2 separate regions of the Homo sapiens genome follow, and region 2 is linked to region 1. The links are chromatin loops, found by intact Hi-C in ENCODE. Cell type or tissue: ovary. All regions are shown on one strand. Each heading gives the region's core, and the rest is flanking DNA. Links, peaks and the distances in the headings are about the cores only. Region 1 has its middle 5.1 kb from the start of DSCAML1. Region 2 overlaps FXYD6-FXYD2 (FXYD6-FXYD2 readthrough).

Region 1 (8,328 bases), core at 170-8,169:
GCCTATGAGCCAGGACTGTAGCTCCCTTTGCAGGGTCATGGAAGCTGCTTTGAGTATGCCCTGACAATTGGGCTGTACCTGGGCAGACTCTAAGGTGTGGAGTGCGAAGTTTGGAGGGAGAGAAGGGGTCCACTGGCTAGCTGCATTTGCCAGAGGAAGAAAATTTACTTCCTCGAAATGTGCGGCCTAAGTTCACATGGGAGAATTGGGACTCCTCACTCCCAGGTTTTGCCAAAATATCCCTAGAAATTTTAACTAAATTTTGAAAAGTGTGTTTTTTAATATGTTAAAATGTACATAACATAAAATTTACCATTTCAACCATTTGAAGTGTACTATTCTGTGGCATTAAATACATTCACGATGTGCAACCATCATCACTTACCATTTCCAAAACTTTTTCATCATCCCAAACAGAATCCTGCACCCATTAAATAATAACTCCCCCTTCCCCTCCCCTCCCCCAGCTCCTGGCAACCACTATTCTACTTTGTCTCTATGAAGTTGCTTATTCTAGGTACCTCATAAGTGAGATCATAAAGTATGTATCCTTTTGTGCTTGGCTTACTTCACTCAGCATAATGTTTTCAAGGTTCGTCCTTTAAACGGGTGAGAAAATCGGGGCTTAACTTGTTCAAGGCCACCAAGGTTGTATCAGAAGCAAGACTAGAACCCAGGCCTCCCGACTCCAGAGCAGAGCTTGCTCTATAAGCTGCAGCATCCCTCGGTGGCTCAGCTCTTCATGCAAAATCACCACCCTGAAACAATTTGCAGGAGGTGTTTTGTCATCTGGAAACACAGGCATAGAACAGAGACGGGGGGACAGACTGCAGGGGGTGTTTGAGATGACCCAGACCGATCTTTTGCTTTACAGATAAGGAAACTGAGGCCCAGAGTGGGGAAGCCATGAGCCTTCCCCGAGGTCACGCAGGGAGTGACAGAGCCCTCACGTTTCCAGTCTTCTGTCTTAGCTCCCATCTCTCACCGCCCTCAGCCTGCTGGCTTATTCTTCTACCATGCCCCCTCCCTTCTAAAGGGAACGGTCATTGAGAGGAATCCAGTTATTTAAAACTAAGCCTATTGACCCAGAGCACCTGGTCAGGTCATGCCTAAAATAAACCGCTAAGGCAGACAGGATGAAAGGGGCTGCTGTCTGCTGGGAGGGGATCTGAGTGGGCCTGGGGTAGCGGCACAGCTGCTCCGTGCCTCACACGCTGGAAGTAGCGGTGGACCCTCTTCTTTGCATCCACCCCAAGTACCTCCTACAACCTGAGTGTAGGAGGCTTTATGCTAGTTATACACAGGGGGCTTTAAAGAACCACAACATGTGTGTTACCCGAAGGGCGAGGTCATTCATTGTGCCGGTGACTGCAGTCTGGCTGTCCCGGGAGGAGACATATACGTGGAAATAAACGGGTGGTCAGTTGGGGAGAGCAGACCTGGGGACCCCCTCTGGCAAAAGGAAGCTTTCTAATGTCATGGTTAAGAGCCTGGCTTTGGAAACAGCAGGAGATGAGTCCTCAGCCCAGCTCTGCCACTTGCCAGCTGTGTGCCTGGGAAATGTATGTGTGCCAAGCTGCAGTTTCCTTACCAGTGGAATGGGGACATCCCCAGCATCTGCCTTGGAAAGTCGTAGCGAGGATTAAATAAGACAAGCCCCATGGCTGACGCATAGTGAGCACAGGTAACTACCATGAATGGGAACAGCTTTGCTCACAAGGACCTTGACCTGTGGGAACTGGGAGGAGGGAACAGCTCCACTGGGGGAATGCTGGGACGATATTGTGCCTTCCATGCTGTGACAAAGCCAGAGCCAAGGAGCTGGGAATCCAGGAAAGGGGCTGCAGAAACACGGAAGGTGCACACTGAGGCGGAAGAGCCTGGAGAGATGGCTAACAAAAGAAGGACCTGAAAAACAGGCAGGTCAGGCCTCATGCTTTTTGTGTTTCCCATTGATTTTGTTCTTCCTTAGTATCTAGGGAAATGTCTTTGAAAATGACAGGTTGGCTCAGATGTATTTAGAAGTCTCCTCTTCGACAGGAGTTGTATTGGGGTGGGCAAGCCAGCATGCCAGGAAATCCCAAGGGAAAAATGAAACGCCGGGGAAGAGAGTCAGGCGGCGTGTTCTACCCCACGCCCACCTTAAACCCTGACAGTCCCCTCCCCAGCTGACATTTTAGAGGGGCTATATTTTGATAGAAGGGACAGTTCCCAAAATTATATGGAAAACTTCACACCCACACACAAATATATTCATGCCAGAGTGAGAACAAACACAGTTGCCCAGGCAAACATTCATGTGTACAGGTAAACATAAACACCTAATGACAGGCACACCTGTGCTTCAATGTGATTTGAACCCAATCCAGAAATTCTGCATTGGCACCTATGCATATGCTCCATTTTTTTAAGCCTCAAATTTGTGGGATTCCTTTCTAGTAGGGACACACTACCCATTTAAAAGCAGTGATCAGTTTTAATATTTTCTTGCATCAGAATGCTGGGTGATGATCTGTCTGTATTTTGGCTTTTGTGCTTTTGTTTTTGTTTTTTTTAAACAATGCCAGTTGAAGCAGCTATATGAAGTCACTGGGAGCTGAGCCCTCTCCAATTCAGGTTAATCATGGATATTTAGGGGGTATTATTTTGCCATGTTATATTAAGACTAGAGCCATCCTGAGAAACAGCAGATGTTTTTATTGTTTAACTCAAACAATAAGCTTATATATTTTGGATACTTTTCTTCAAAAACAAAGGCATAAAATTATTTTAACAATGGCTTCATATGCCCTCTGGAATTCTTTGACAACTTGAGTATAAACAGGGTTTTCATAAAAGGAATCAATACTGAACCAGGTCTGTGTGAAAAACTTAACTTTTGGTATTATATAGCTAATTCAAGATTGACCTTCTTAGTACTTACTTATCAGTTGGGGGAGGAAAAAACAAGGATCTCCCTGCTTCCCTCCCCAAAATTTATAATTGATTTTAATATTATAGAAAGAGTTCTCATCTACAAATCAGAAATCCTAGGTTCTTGTGTCACCTCTGTCTCCATAGCCAGCTGTGTTACCTGTGACAAGTCACCTTGCCTTTCTGGACCTCAGTTTCTTCACCATTGAGGTGAAAGAGCTGGGCTGGAATGATCACCAAGATCCCTTCCTAGGACCAAACACAAGGTAAATGCAAACAAATATGCCCATTCCCCCCTCCTACCCCACATAGGTGTATAGTGTGTACCCACAAATGTGTGCAGGCAGAGAAACAGAAGCTTTTATGCACAGATATTCAGAAACTAATAGGCACAAAAAATTACACAAAATAAACAGTTTTGGCTTCAAATATATACACATACATCTAAAATACCATCTTCTTGAGATGAGATGAATCAGTACAATTCATAGACTGTGATGCCTATATATAAAAAAATATTATGTGTCATTATACTACCCAGGTTCTCCTTAAACCAAAATTCTGTCTGCTGGGCTCAGAAGATGTCTAGGTATGCTTGCCACTTACTCTCTCATCATTTTGGATGATAATATTATGGCTCTAAGATCACTGGAGCAAAGGGTCTAAAGCCCTGGGGCTCCGCCTGTACAGATGCAGTCTCTGGGGTCCCATTGCCCTTGTTCAGGCTGCTGTCTCAGCAGTGACACCAGGATGGTTGGTCAGGGGCTGCGGAAGCCCCCAGCAAGGCAGGAGTCCCCTGAATAACTGTGGCCTCTCTCCTGCTGTTCTTTCTCAGCTCACAACTCTGAAATCGGTTGAGAAGCCAACCCAGAGAGGTTCCATGTAGTCCGGATTCGACAGAGCTGAAGCTCATTGTCACATTTCTCTCTGGGGAGCAGTGGGGTGGAAGGTATGGAAACTAAGAGAGATAGGAAAAAAAAGAAAGTGCAATGAGCAGAGCTAAACTTGCTGGCTTCCCAAGTCTTCCGGCATTTCTTCTGGCCCATGTGTCACTCACAAATGTGCTTATCAAATTTTATGAAAGTGTCTTCTACACTGGAAAACCTTCACCTTTCTCAAGTACCCAGTGCCCCCCTTTTTCACCTGTTTAAGGCTTCCCATTCAGCAGGGCCTGGTCAGGCACCCCCAGTTTTCCCTGACCAGGCCTCCTCTGGTCTCCCACTGCCTCAGACATCTACTTGGCCCATGGGTCTCATCCCTTTGTCTAGAATTGTGGCTATTTAGGCATGTGTCTGACTTGTCTCCTCTTCTAGACACTGGGCTCCGACCCTTTCGATTTGTACCTGCAGGCCCTAGCCTGGTGCCTCCTGGCTCTAGGGGTACACTCAGTAAGTGTTGATTTAATGACCAGATGGGCTCATTCTTATAAGGTAGCAGATATCTGATTACAGCCTCACGTGCCATGCCTTCCAGAGAGATGTCCCTTAACTAGGATCAAAGCCTTAAGCTTGAAAGTTCTCGTATTGGAGTTTCTCGTCTCTAAGAGTGAGCATTTGGCAGGACATTAGACCCCGCAGGAGTGCTGACCCCTAAAACCAAAGAAGTCTCAGCAGTTCCTGCTGAGCCCGCATCACTGTGGTCTTCACAGTTGTCATCTTGACCTTGTAGGCAGCGCCTCTAGGTTCCAGAGGCTTTATGTTTTCGTCCATTTCTGATTCTCACCTAAAAGGATCTGGATACATATGCCAGAATTGTTTTGATCATTATATAGATGAAGACACAAAGTCAGAGGAGTCCCAGAGGCATATTTGGGATGTTTAATACCATGACACTTACACAGCTCAAGCTTCAGATTCCTTTAGGGCCCTAGTAATGTGTTCACATGGTCAGATATGAAAACACTGTAGAATAATAGAGTTTAACTACTGTCAATCACAGCTGCTACCCTTTTCTGCTCTGGCTTCTCGGTGGGTCTGGTGAACATTTTGGGGGGATCTGACTCTGGCTTGGGATTGGTGGAATGTATTTATATGGTTCACAGGCCATGCACGTACTTCCAGGATAGGGAATGGCTTGCAGGAACACTCCTATCACCGACTGGGCCAGCTCACTGCGCTTTGTGACATGAAGTTGCAGAACCAGAAGTTGTATCACAGTATAACTGTGGCCTCAGGTGCCTGCACCAGGGGTGTGTGTGTAGCATAGGAAAGACAAGGTTTGAAATGCATGGAGCCAAAAGCCAGCTTATGTAAAGCTGTGAGCAGAAGTAACGTAAAAAAATTTTTTTTAATTTAGAAAGCATTTTTGAGGTGTGTCAGTTAATACAAATATTATGTTATCTGTCTGGATTTCATGATGGCATTTGTCAGTTTTTTCAAGATTTGTAACTTGTTGCAATTTCTTTTTATCTTTCTAAATTAATAATCACATTTGATTATTAATATATTAATGATCATATTTGTATCTAATTTTGTATTCATAATTGTGTATTGTTTTCCTTAGTGAGGCCTAAGCTTCCAGCCCTCAATGGTCTAAGCTTCCAGCCCTGCAAAACCTGAATCCGTCCCAGGAACTTTCCTTGGGTTACACTGTGGCTGGGGACCAGGTTCTCTGGATTCTGGTCAGGGCTCCCCGCTTGCCTCAGAGGTCTTAAGTCTGTATGTCAATCATGTATTTGTACAGTGCTGTTCACACAGAAGCCCCCTTGGAGAGATTTTCCTCCCCAGAGAAGAGAAAGTCAAGGCCCAGGCCCATGGTGGTGACCTTGACTTAGATGATGAAAGTTCTCTTCCTAGAAAGTCTGCCCATTTCACCACAGGCTGGACTTGCCAGTCCATGCGCTGGAGGATCTCAGGATGGGAGACAACTTGGTGCTGCCGTAACGCCTTCCACGGTCTCTCTGCAGGGCAGCATCCCTCCTGTCACTGTGACTGGCCACCAGCATTGTGGACCGAGACCCTCCTCAAAGTCCAGGAGTTGCTACAAAACACTAGCAAGTCCTCCAGCCACTCTGAGCAGGAGAAATGTGCGGCCCAGAAATTCCACCTGCTGGAGGCCAAAGCCACGGCTCCTGGGGTGCCCCAGTGGTGAGTGGGCTGCAATTTGGGACAGTGAGGCTGAACAAAGACATTGCCTGGAGACCACGGGGAATGTTGGCCCCTCAGTTACAGAATCTGAGAGGGGGCAGTGCCTTAGAGCTCAGCTCACCTGGCCCCATCTCATACCCACTGGCTTTCTACACCGACCCAACAGGTGTCAACTCAGTCTCTCAAATGCTGCCAGGGAAAAGGGGCTTGCTCCCCACACAGAAGTTTATCTAATTTCACTGTCCACAGTCATGTACACATGCTTTTCTTTATCAAGCCCAAATCTGCCTTAGCTTTCTGGAGTTCAAAAGATGTGCCCAATCTGGACAAAATGACAGCTATTCAAATATTCAAGAACTGCTACCGCAGGCCCCCACACCTTCCTTTTGCCAGGCTACGTATCTTTTTTCTTTTCTGACATAATTTCTAGACCTTTCCCTATTCTGGTTTCCCTCTTTGCTTATATTCAACTTTAGCAATATCTCGTCCGGGCATGGTGGCTCACGCCTGTAATCCCAGCACTTCGAGAGGCTGAGGTGAGAGGGTCACTTGAGCCCAGGAATTCAAGACCAGCCTGGACAACACATGGAGACCCATCTCTACAAAAACATTTAAAAGTAGCCAGGCACGGTGGTGCATGCCTGTAGTCCCAGCTACTCGGGAGGTTGAGGTGGGAGGATCTTCTGAGCCTGGGAGGCTGAGGATGTTAGTGAGCTGTGATTGTACCACTGTGCTCCAGACTGGGTGACAGACTCTGTCTCATAAAAGAAAAAAAAAATCTCTCTTAAAACAGAATAGACTCATGAATCCGGATGAGGTCTGAGCAGCTCCAGTCCAGCGCCATCACCCCCTCAGTAGGTAGCTGATCTTCTCTTACTGTTGTCCAATGTTTTGTTGGATTTCCTGGGCTGACATGCCAATCACTCTGGACCACTATCCCACGAACTTCTACTGAACTGGCCTCCTTGGCCTGTAATCCTGATGTGGATTATTTGAGAGAAAACATGATCCCATTCATCATTTGGTGAAAGTTGGGAAATGGGGTGTTGCCTGGGTCAAATGGCACTTACTTACACAATGGGTGACTCAGAATGTCATCTAAGGTCCTAGCCCAGCCCCAGTGAGGGTGGCAGAGCTCAGCTAAGAATGCAGCAATAAGGTTCCCATTTCAGGCCACAATGACATTGAAACCCAGCATCTTTACCAAACTTGACCTTATTTTTGATAAATCCAGCAGAAAACAGAAAAAGATCTAACATAGCATTTCACAAGTGTTTCATGAGAAGGTAATAGGTAAGGTGCAAAAACTGATCTATGGTCAAATAGGTTTGGAAAACAGTGGAATAATCAAAGGTAAATAGGTTTTTGTGGGAGTTGTTTTTGTTTTTGTTTTTTACTGCAGGCTTTAACACGCTGGTGGGCATTGTCAATCTCCAAGTGCTACAGTATGAGGTTTTGGGGGATCCATTTCCCACTTCTCCTGGTTAAAAACTCTGTTCTTTCACTGTTTCTGGTCCACACCTGGCCTAAAGGAAGTACATTTTGTTGGTTTACTCATTCTTTTGGCAACTCTGTGCCCAGCCCCTGTGCAAGGAGTTCCCCGATCCCTGGAAAGTCTAGCACAGAGTCCCTGCCCTCAGGAAGCTTGCATTCCAGTGGAGTAGAAGATGTTTAAAGAGCAACACAGGGAAGCCTACATGCTCAGAGTCAGCAGGTCAGAGTGTGAAGGGACCTGGGGAGCATCTCCTGCAAGTGCCTAGGAAACAGTGGCTGGCAGGTGAAGGGCGTCCCAGGTCACATGGCAGAGTCAGGGCTTAGGTCCAGGGCTCCTGACCGCCTGGCCTGCGCTCAGCTAAGTGGTGTTTACCTCCCTCCTAGGCCCTGTTGCCTTCAGACTCTTGCCCACCTTGTTCACCACTCCATCCTCAGTACCCAAGGCAGGTCTTTGATGACTGTTTGTCGAATGAAGCTATGATGATGTGGCTGGGTTGGATGATCTTTACAGTCTCACCTAGGGCAAGGGGTTCGATAAGTCTGTGAAGAGAGCTGCTTAAGCTCAGAGAAAGGAGTGGTCAGTAAAAACCAAGGTAGGATGTGAGTTGGGCTTGAGCAATGGGAAGGATATGCAGAGAGGCAGGGAAAAGGCCTCCCTGCAGGGGCTCAGGAAAGCCTGACTCTATGGTGTGTCTACCCATCTGAGACACCCACACATCTGGCACATGGCAGTTCAGAGCTGTGTCCTCAAAGACTCATCGGTCCAAACTCTGAGCTGAACTGGCGGGCTAATTGTTTGTCTGCATCAGCCAAAGTAGCTTCTTCTTTTGGCAAA
Region 2 (8,328 bases), core at 281-8,280, 56 kb after region 1:
CCATCTCCAAATTACACCTGCTCCTTGCTTAGCCAGTGAGGAGGGAGACTGGAGTCAAGATGTGGAAGGTAGATGAAACAACACATTAAGGCCTTCAAATCTTAGGGGCCATGGTGTGAATATTGGATGTGAGGTGAGAGAGGGAAGGACAAATGGACCAGGCTTCCCACAGTGGCCTCTTGACCAGCTCTAGCCGGAAGAGGGAGTGCAGTGTTGGCAATAGGGCTCTTCCTGCCCCCTGGGAATAGGGAAAGCACATGTCAATGGCTCTGGGCCACCAGGGACAATGGGCAGCAGTTCAGGTTGCTGCTGTGCCTTCCCTTCAAACCCCAACAATCACCTCCATTGATGCTCAGGTTCAAATCCATTACACAAGCCAACACTGAACTCCTAGAAAGGGCCATACTATTCTGGGTTCTGCAAAGGATAAGTAGGTGAACAAGATACAGCCTTAGCTACCAAGGAGAAGTAGGATTTGGTGGCAAAGGGCTCTGATCCATCAGCAAATATGACGAGAACTTCCCAACAGGTACAGACGCCATGCAACAATAGTCCAGAAAGACAGAGAGAAGGGGAGCAGAGAGCTCAACAGGGAGCTAGGGAAGTTTCCGTGGAGGAGCTGACATTCCAGCGGAACCTTAAGAGCAGGGTAGGATTTTGATAGACAGGGGGAAGGAAAGAGCAGAGGAAAGGCATTCCGGTAGAGAAGACAGCATGAGCAAAAGCAGTGAGAGGGGAAACAGAGAGTAGGAACAACAAATGGGATTCAGCTCAAGTTCAAGATCAGTTCAAGATGAGCCTTAACGCATTTCATGCAGTAGTAACTGTCCAAAGTGGCTTCCCCAAATGAGGTCCAACAGGAGACGGCCTTCATCCACCAGTAATGTCTGCTTAGCCTAGGAGGGGGCTGTGACAGCAACCTACCAAATAGCTGCCATTTCTAGTGTAAGATATCTTCCAAAACAGTGAACAACCCAGTTGGACTAAAGCATGATGGGGTGGGTGGTGAGAACTCAGATAAGATGGTTGGAATCAGATTGCAGAGGCTCTTGAGTGCCAAGCTAAAGAGTTAAGACCTGCCTTTGTATTCTAAAGAAAACATTTCTGATCAAGTGACAGTGTGAAAAGAAATACTGTCACAAATTTGAAAAGTGACCCATTCTCTACTCCTGCAAGCTGCTGTCCCAGCCTGGGCTACATCAACCACACCTCAGCATGGGCCCCTCGGGGTGGCGGGAGCGGGGAGGAGGGGGGCCTAAACCCATTTTTAAAAATCTCATCGGTGGTACGTTGGCACTGCCCCTGAGTCGAGTGGCCAAGTACATACACAGAACTTTTGAAGGGCCACAGAATGCCTTTGTCTCACTGCTGCACCCAGCTTGGCTTCCCTTCCATCTCATATACCACCCCTCTGCACCTCCCACCCTCCCAGTGACCACACATTCCTTTCTCCCTCCTTCCAGAGAGGAAGCTGGGCTGCTGGAGGCTGGCTGGGGTGGGGAGGGTAAGAGGCTGGGTGGTGAAAAATCTCAGTTCCGGGCGAGAGATTCTAAGGAGTAGATGGAAGACAGGAAGGAGGAGTCACTGGGGGAAGGAGATCCAAGGCTGAAGTGAGCGGAGAGGGCACAGGAACAGGGCATGCACCGCCACCTGCGCACTGGGCCCTGGACCTTTGCCTGGGGGCCTGAGGACCTGGCTCGCCAGCACAGGGGGCCTGAGAAATCATCACTGCTGGAGTGGGGGACTCCCTGGCTGCTTCACTCTCTTGCTCCCCAACTCTTCCCCTCTAGACCATTTGGACCACTCTCCCCATCTGGAGAATGGAACCAATCACACGTTGCTGCCTCCTCTAGGGTGTATTATGAGAACGAATTCTGTTTCCGCTCATTTTTCCTCTCCTTTCTGTGCTCTTGTTTATCTCCATATTGGCAAGCAGCTGAGGTTCTGGGTGGAAGCAGCACTTCCATGTTAATTTTCCTCTCTGATCCTCCTGCTTGGTTGCTGGCTGCATGTGCGGGAGAAAGCAATCAGAAGAGTTTCTCCGGCAATTATCTTCCCATACTGAGTCACATAATTTCACTTAATTGCTGGGTAAAAACTGCTCAGAAAGAGAAGCCACTAGTTGATGATATAGCAACATGCTCTATTATTTTTGATTCCACGCAGCAGTGAGGTAGATCAGAATACCCAGTTCCATTGTGAAAATAACTCAGAAACAACCTCCCTTGAAAATGCAGAGGCTCCAAATTACAGTGAAACTTCATTATCTCATCCTCATCCCTCCCTCCCCCTGCTCCCGAAGCTTCACTCGCCTCCCCTGGCATCCCACCTGCTTGCCTTCCTGCAGGCTCAGCCCACGGATGACAAGCTCTGAGGGGTCACCGGGCCTGGGTCTTAGCAGGATGCCCTGCTAAGAAAGATGAGGTCTCACTTCATACAGAACGTCCCGGAATGGGGCCTTTTATGAGGCCGCAGAATGCCTGGGCCCCACAGTTTAGTCTAAATGGTTACCCTAGACTATTATTATATGCAAAGGGATATGATTTAGCCTATGACGTATCTAGATCTTTGCAACCAAGAAGTCTATTAAAAAAAGATTCGACTGTGTATATATTGAGTATAACCAAGATGTGAGGTCTACCAGATGGAGTTAGCATCACAGAATTCATCACAGTTGGTTACAGTGATTGGGCTCCTGCTTTTTATTTGTGAAAATTGGGGCCCAAAGAGAGATGAGGTACCTGATTCATCCAGTTATTTAGGGGCAGGGCAGGGCTCAGAACATGCATTTCCCACTCTTGACTGCTGTTTTGATGTGCTGGGATTGGGAGGTGGGCAGAACAGGGCTGGCAGAGCAGTGGCCAGGAGGAACAGAGGGAAGGAAGGCTGAGCCCACCCCAATGCCAAAGGGAAGGGGGGTAGCCTGGCTGGAGCCAGGGAAGAGGGCGAGGCCCTGCAGGAATGGGGTGGCCAGGGACATGAGAGGGCAGGAGGGAAGCCACTGCCACTGATAGCCTCCTTGGATTGGAGATGGGAGGTGACAGTGCTGGCTTCAGGGAAGGTGAGGGATGGAATCATGTCTAGAATGGGTCTTCTGGAGGCATGGGGCCCAAATGCTCACTCTCTCACACAGGGGAGTAAATACGTGATGAGAACAGGTCTTTCCCATGATCCCCAGGTGATGTGGTGAGTTTAGTGCAGGTGGCTATTGCTGCAGCATGGATCTGTGTTGTGTAAGGTTAGACTAAGAATGAAAACAGGGAAGTCACAGACAAACTGGTCAGATGTATTGGGAAAGAAGTGGATTTTTTTTTTTTTTTTTGAGAAGGAGTCTCGCTCTGTAGCCCAGGCTGGAGTGCAGTGGCGCAATCTTGGCTCACTGCAACCTCTGCTGCCGGGTTCAAGCGATTCTCCTGTCTCAGCCTCCTGAGTAGCTGGGATTACAGGCACGCGCCACCATGCCCAGCTAATTTTTGTATTTTTAGTAGAGACGGAGTTTCACCATGTTGGCCAAGATGGTCTCGATCTCTTGACCTCGTGAGCCGCCCACCTCAACTTCCCAAAGTGCTGGAATTACAGGCATGAGCCACCACACCCGGCCCAGGTGGAATATTTATATTCCTAAGACCTTAGCAAGTCTTACTGTCTGGGAGGAAAATAGGGGGAGAGTGGTCTGATCTATTCGTGCTAAGCAAGACCTCTTGGAGACAAAGGACTGGCCCCGAAGGCTTTTTAAGGCCTCCTTAGCCCTCTGTTTCCATGAAAGGGCCATGCCTGCACAATATCAGCCTTACCATCAGTTCTCTATTCTCCATGCTCATGAACGGGACCTGGGGGAGTGGTCAGTATAAACCAGCAGAGAATGCCCAAACCCTGGCCTTGGCTTTGGAATGTGTTTTATTTTTATGGGAATTAAGCCTCATAATGCTTTCAGACAAAAGATAAAGAATCCCAGAGAGGCCTCAGTACTGGAGAGGCTGGATGTTCTTCTCCTCGATCTTCCTTGGCACCCCACCCCAGCCCCACTCCAGCGTCCCCCTGCTTCCCATCCATGCTGGAGCATCCTGGTGCCCTTGGCATCCAACCAAAGTACCTCCCCACTCACACACAGCTGCGTTTTTCTTCTCCAAACTGTCCCTCCTTTTTCTGCTTCCCGTCTCAGATGCTTTGGCTGAAGTTCTCTTGCAGGATTAAAAGGAAAATGAAGGACAAAAGGACAGTCGTCATCCACTTGGGGGACGTATGTCGAGCAGAGCTCCAGGGGGGCTTTCCCAGGGTCCCTCCTGGCTGAGCCCGGCACCCCTCACTCCCTCTCCATGTCAGGGCTGCTTTCTCCTCTCACCTTGGGTCCCATGTAACCACCAGCTTGGAAACAGGGGTAAGGACCACACTCAGCCTCACACCCCCAACTTTGTGCCCTAAACACTCTCCTGTCAAAGTTCCCAAGCCACAGGGACCCAGAGTCATGGCCCAGGTTCATCCTCTGTTTTTGTAAAACGGAGAGTCGATTCTGCTTCATTTTCTTTTTTCTTTCTTTCTTTCTTTCTTTCTTTCTTTCTTTCTTTCTTTCTTTCTTTCTTTCTTTCTTTCTTTCTTTCTCTCTCTCTCTCCTTCCTTCCCTTCCTTCCTTCCTTCCTTCCTTCCTTCCTTCCTTCCTTCCTTCCTTCCTTCCTTCTTTCTTTTCTTTTTTAGACAGTCTCGCTCTGTCACCAGGCTGGAGTGTGCAGTGGTGCGATCTTGGCTCACTGCAACCTCCTCCTCCCAGGCTCAAGCGATTCTCCTGCCTCAGCCTCCCGAGTAGCTGGGACTACAGGTGCGAACCACCACACCCAGCTAAGTTTTGTATTTTTAGTAGAGACGGGGTTTCGCCATATTGGCCAGGGTGGTCTCCAACTCCTGACCTCCGGTGATCTGCCCAACTCAGCCTCCCAAAGTGCTGGGATTACAGATGTGAGCCACCACTCCCGGCCGATTCTGTGTCATTTTCAACCCCTTCTGGGAGGCTGCTCGAAAGTCCATTTGCTTATGTGGCTATGAGATACATCTCCTGCCTCCTAGACACTGTGCAAGACCCCCGCCCCAAGCCAGTGTGTCCCGACCGCAGGTCCAGCCACACCCAGTTCGGCAGGACACTGTGGAGCCACTGGCGGGCAAATGTGAATCCCCTGAGGAGGGAGGTCCGGGGTTGGAGATCTTTGTGCCTTTACAAAGCACACCCCTGACTCACACTGCACACTTCCCAGACAGCGGCCTTGAACCAGAAGGCTGGACACAGAGGTCAGCCTGCATCATAGGAGCCCTTCTATGGATGCCACAGAAGAAACTAAGAGGAATTAAAAATTCTGAGATGAAAACCCACACTTGAGGCCCAGTCTGGGGGTCTGTATTGGATACAAGAGGTAATAATTATAATCACGACAAATGATACAGGCCAGGCACTATTCTTAGTGCTTTAAATGCTTATTCTCACTTAATCCTTAAACATAACCCGATGCTAACACTGATAATGTGCACCTGTGGCCCTTTCATGAAATCCAAGAACTAAGGAGGCCTTAAAAAGCCTTCAGAGCCAGTCCCTTGTCTCCAAAAGCTCTTGCTTAGCACAAATAAATCAAACTGTCCTCCCCCTATTTTCCTTCCAAACAGTAAGACTTGCTAAGGTCTTAGGAATATAAAGATCCCACCTCTCTCCCAGTACATCTGACCAGTCTGTCTGTGATAATTTTTAGTCCGGAGCTTCCCTGTTTTCATCCTTAGTCTGGTCGTACGCTACTCAGATCCACGCTACAGCAATAGCCACCTGCACCAAGCTCACCTTACCGCACAGCTGGGGTCATGGGAGAGGCCTATTCTCATCACCTGCTTGCTCCCCTGTGTGAGAGAGTGAGGAGTTGGGCTCCATGTCTGCCGAAGGCCTTTTGTTATCGTCAAAAGCATTTTACAGGGAAAGAAACTGAGGTAGGGAAAGAGAGGTGCCCTGGAGAATAAGTGCAGGATTCTGGACTTCAGCCCTGCTCTGTCTGCCTGGCTGTTGGTGGAGGGCAGGGAGTCTTCCTGCTATGAGTAGGTTTCCTTCGATCCCAGAGCCAGCCCCAAACTCCAGCCCTTGGGCCCCACCTCACAGGGAGGGATCACATCCATTTGGGGGCAAAGAGCCATGAGGGGCCACCTGCACTGTGGCTCTTTGAAGGGCCCACCTTTTCTAGGTAGCTGCCACCCTGTTTTCTCATTCCCATCCCAGTCCAGCAGGCTGAGGCAGCGAGATACAGGTACCTGAGAGAGCTCTGCGCAGAGAGCCACAATGCAGGGGCTCCCGCATCTGGATGAACATTTACCAAGCTTCCAGCATCTCTAGCTTCATACATATTCGTGCGCTAGAGAGACAGCAGAATGTACAATCCTGCCAGCTCACCCCTGAGAAAGCATTGATACTCACTTGTTGAACAGAGAGCTGTTTACTCGGGTGGGGGATTTTTAAAAACAGGCTACGGAACCCTGAAGCTGATTAGGCCGAGGGTGAGAGCATGGGGTGCGGGCAGCGCAGAATCAGTGCAGAATCTGCCAGTCCGTTCCCTTGTCCACTTTCCAAGGCTATGATCAAGGTCAAGTGAGATAATAGGTGTGAAGGTTCTTTGTAAACTGTAAAACACCCTGATAACAACATGTAACATTCGTAAGGTGCTCATGCCATACCAAGTGTTGTTCTAAATAGTTATATAACTCATTCTACCCTTACAATAGTCCTAAGAAGCAACTATTATTACGATCATTCCCTTTACACAGACGGGCAGACTGAGGTGAGAAAGATTAAGTAAGCTGCCCCAAATTCCAGAGCTAGAAAGTAGCAGAGCCTAGATTCAATCCCAAGCAACCTGGCTCCAGGGTCCTTGCTCTGAGCACTCAGCTCTCCCTCCTCTCTGCCACTCAGTGGCTCTGTGGCCTCGGGAGCGTTACTTGGCTTCTCAGAGTCTTGGCTTCTGCAACTGCAAGATGGGCCTAACAGCATGCATCTCGGGATCAGTGAGGGTCAGATGAGGTGGTCTTTGTGCCCACATCAGTCCCCTCTTCTGTGAATGACATCCCCTTTTGGAAGGGAGCCTGCTCTGTCCCCACTCGAACCCTGCTGGTCTATGGGAGCCTGCCAATCTCAGCTCCTTCCCTGTAGCTAAAAGACATGGTAGGAAAGACCTCAGCATCCTGCCGGATGAAAGGAGGAGGAGTCTGTTGGGGGAGAAGTCGGCCAATAGCTGACAGGTACAGAGCTGGCAGGGGAGAGAGGCAGGGAGGAGGGGCCCAGAGAGCTTCCTAGCTGTGCCTCAGGCTCCTGTGTTCCCACACCAGAGGGCCCCACCCTTCCCGAGTCTGGCTCTGTAAACTGATACCCCTGCTTCAACTAAATTAGATGGAGTTCTGTTGCTGTCATTTGCAATGAAAAGAGACGGCCTGTGGACGGAGCTGAGTGCAGCCTGGCGAATAGTAACTGCTGGTGAAGCATCACCTGTTAGTATCATTACTGTATCACTGCCCAACTCTGTCCTTGGCTTCCTCCTTCATTTCTACCTTTTCCAGGAAAATGGAAAGATAAACAGAGATAGGGGCTAGGGAGAGGGCCCAGTTACTTCCTCCCCCTTCCCTTCCTTTTAACATTGTCCTCCAACCACTGGAAGGCTCCAGGGTCCTCGTGTGGTCACAGGACGTGGAGGGTCCTCGTGAGGTCACAGGATGTGGAGGGGCCTCGGCCCACAGCTGACACTGGCTCCCGGCCACTGCCTTTTCCTGCCTCAAGACAAACATCCTATGTCATCCAGAGCTGCAGATATGTGGCCCAGGGAGGACACATCTGGCTGGGACAGCTAAAGCAAGGGACACATCTTCCCAGGCCCAAACTGAGGGCACCCCCACGAGAGACACAGAAGCAAGACAGACAGAGGACATGAGGCAGCAGGAGAGGAGAGAAAACCCGGAGGAGGAGAAACTGAAAAGGCGATGCCCCAGAGGAAGTGGGAGAGGCAGGCAAAGGAAAGAGAAAGAAAGAGGCTTCGAGACGGGAGAGGCTGGCCCAGGGGCCAAGTCCCCGCAGAAACTGAGCTGGAAAATGGGAAGGAGGGACACAGGTGGTGAAGCCAGGAGAGGTGGAGGCTGCTGAGAGAAGAGAATTGGCTTTAGAGGAAGCATCAAGCAAGCCCTCACGTCATCCTCCTCCTTCTGAGGCCTCGGCTGCCCTGGGTGCCTCCACCATGCCCTAGGTGCCTCCACCATGCCCTGCGTGCCCCACTCACACAGATGCACCTAAAAGCAGAGACAGGAAAATGCACCAGGGCAGGGTAT

What was found. A loop is a pair of places that touch in the nucleus more often than their neighbours do. Peaks named below come from ENCODE experiments on the same cell type or tissue, not always from the same donor. Only the 100,000 strongest peaks of a DNase experiment are listed, where the experiment ranks them.
Region 2: a loop joins it to region 1, with 10 times the contacts of the local background. A loop is called at or near these places in 10 of 110 quality-filtered maps.

Annotation. Positions count from the first base shown.
Region 1 is chr11:117,798,165-117,806,492 of GRCh38, forward strand. It overlaps a transcript of DSCAML1 not described here. Among named protein-coding and RNA genes, the nearest start is that of DSCAML1, 5.1 kb to the left of the region's middle. In ovary, for the core only: no CTCF peak of the experiment used is centred there; no DNase peak of the experiment used is centred there.
Region 2 is chr11:117,854,106-117,862,433 of GRCh38, forward strand. All of the region lies in intron 1 of FXYD6-FXYD2 (FXYD6-FXYD2 readthrough), which reads right to left. All of the region lies in intron 1 of FXYD6 (FXYD domain containing ion transport regulator 6), which reads right to left. Among named protein-coding and RNA genes, the nearest start is that of FXYD6, 18 kb to the right of the region's middle. RefSeq lists an enhancer at 1,637-2,137. In ovary, for the core only: no CTCF peak of the experiment used is centred there; DNase peaks (open chromatin) are centred at 1,606, 4,046, 7,346, 7,826 and 1 weaker place; H3K27ac peaks cover 1,905 bases.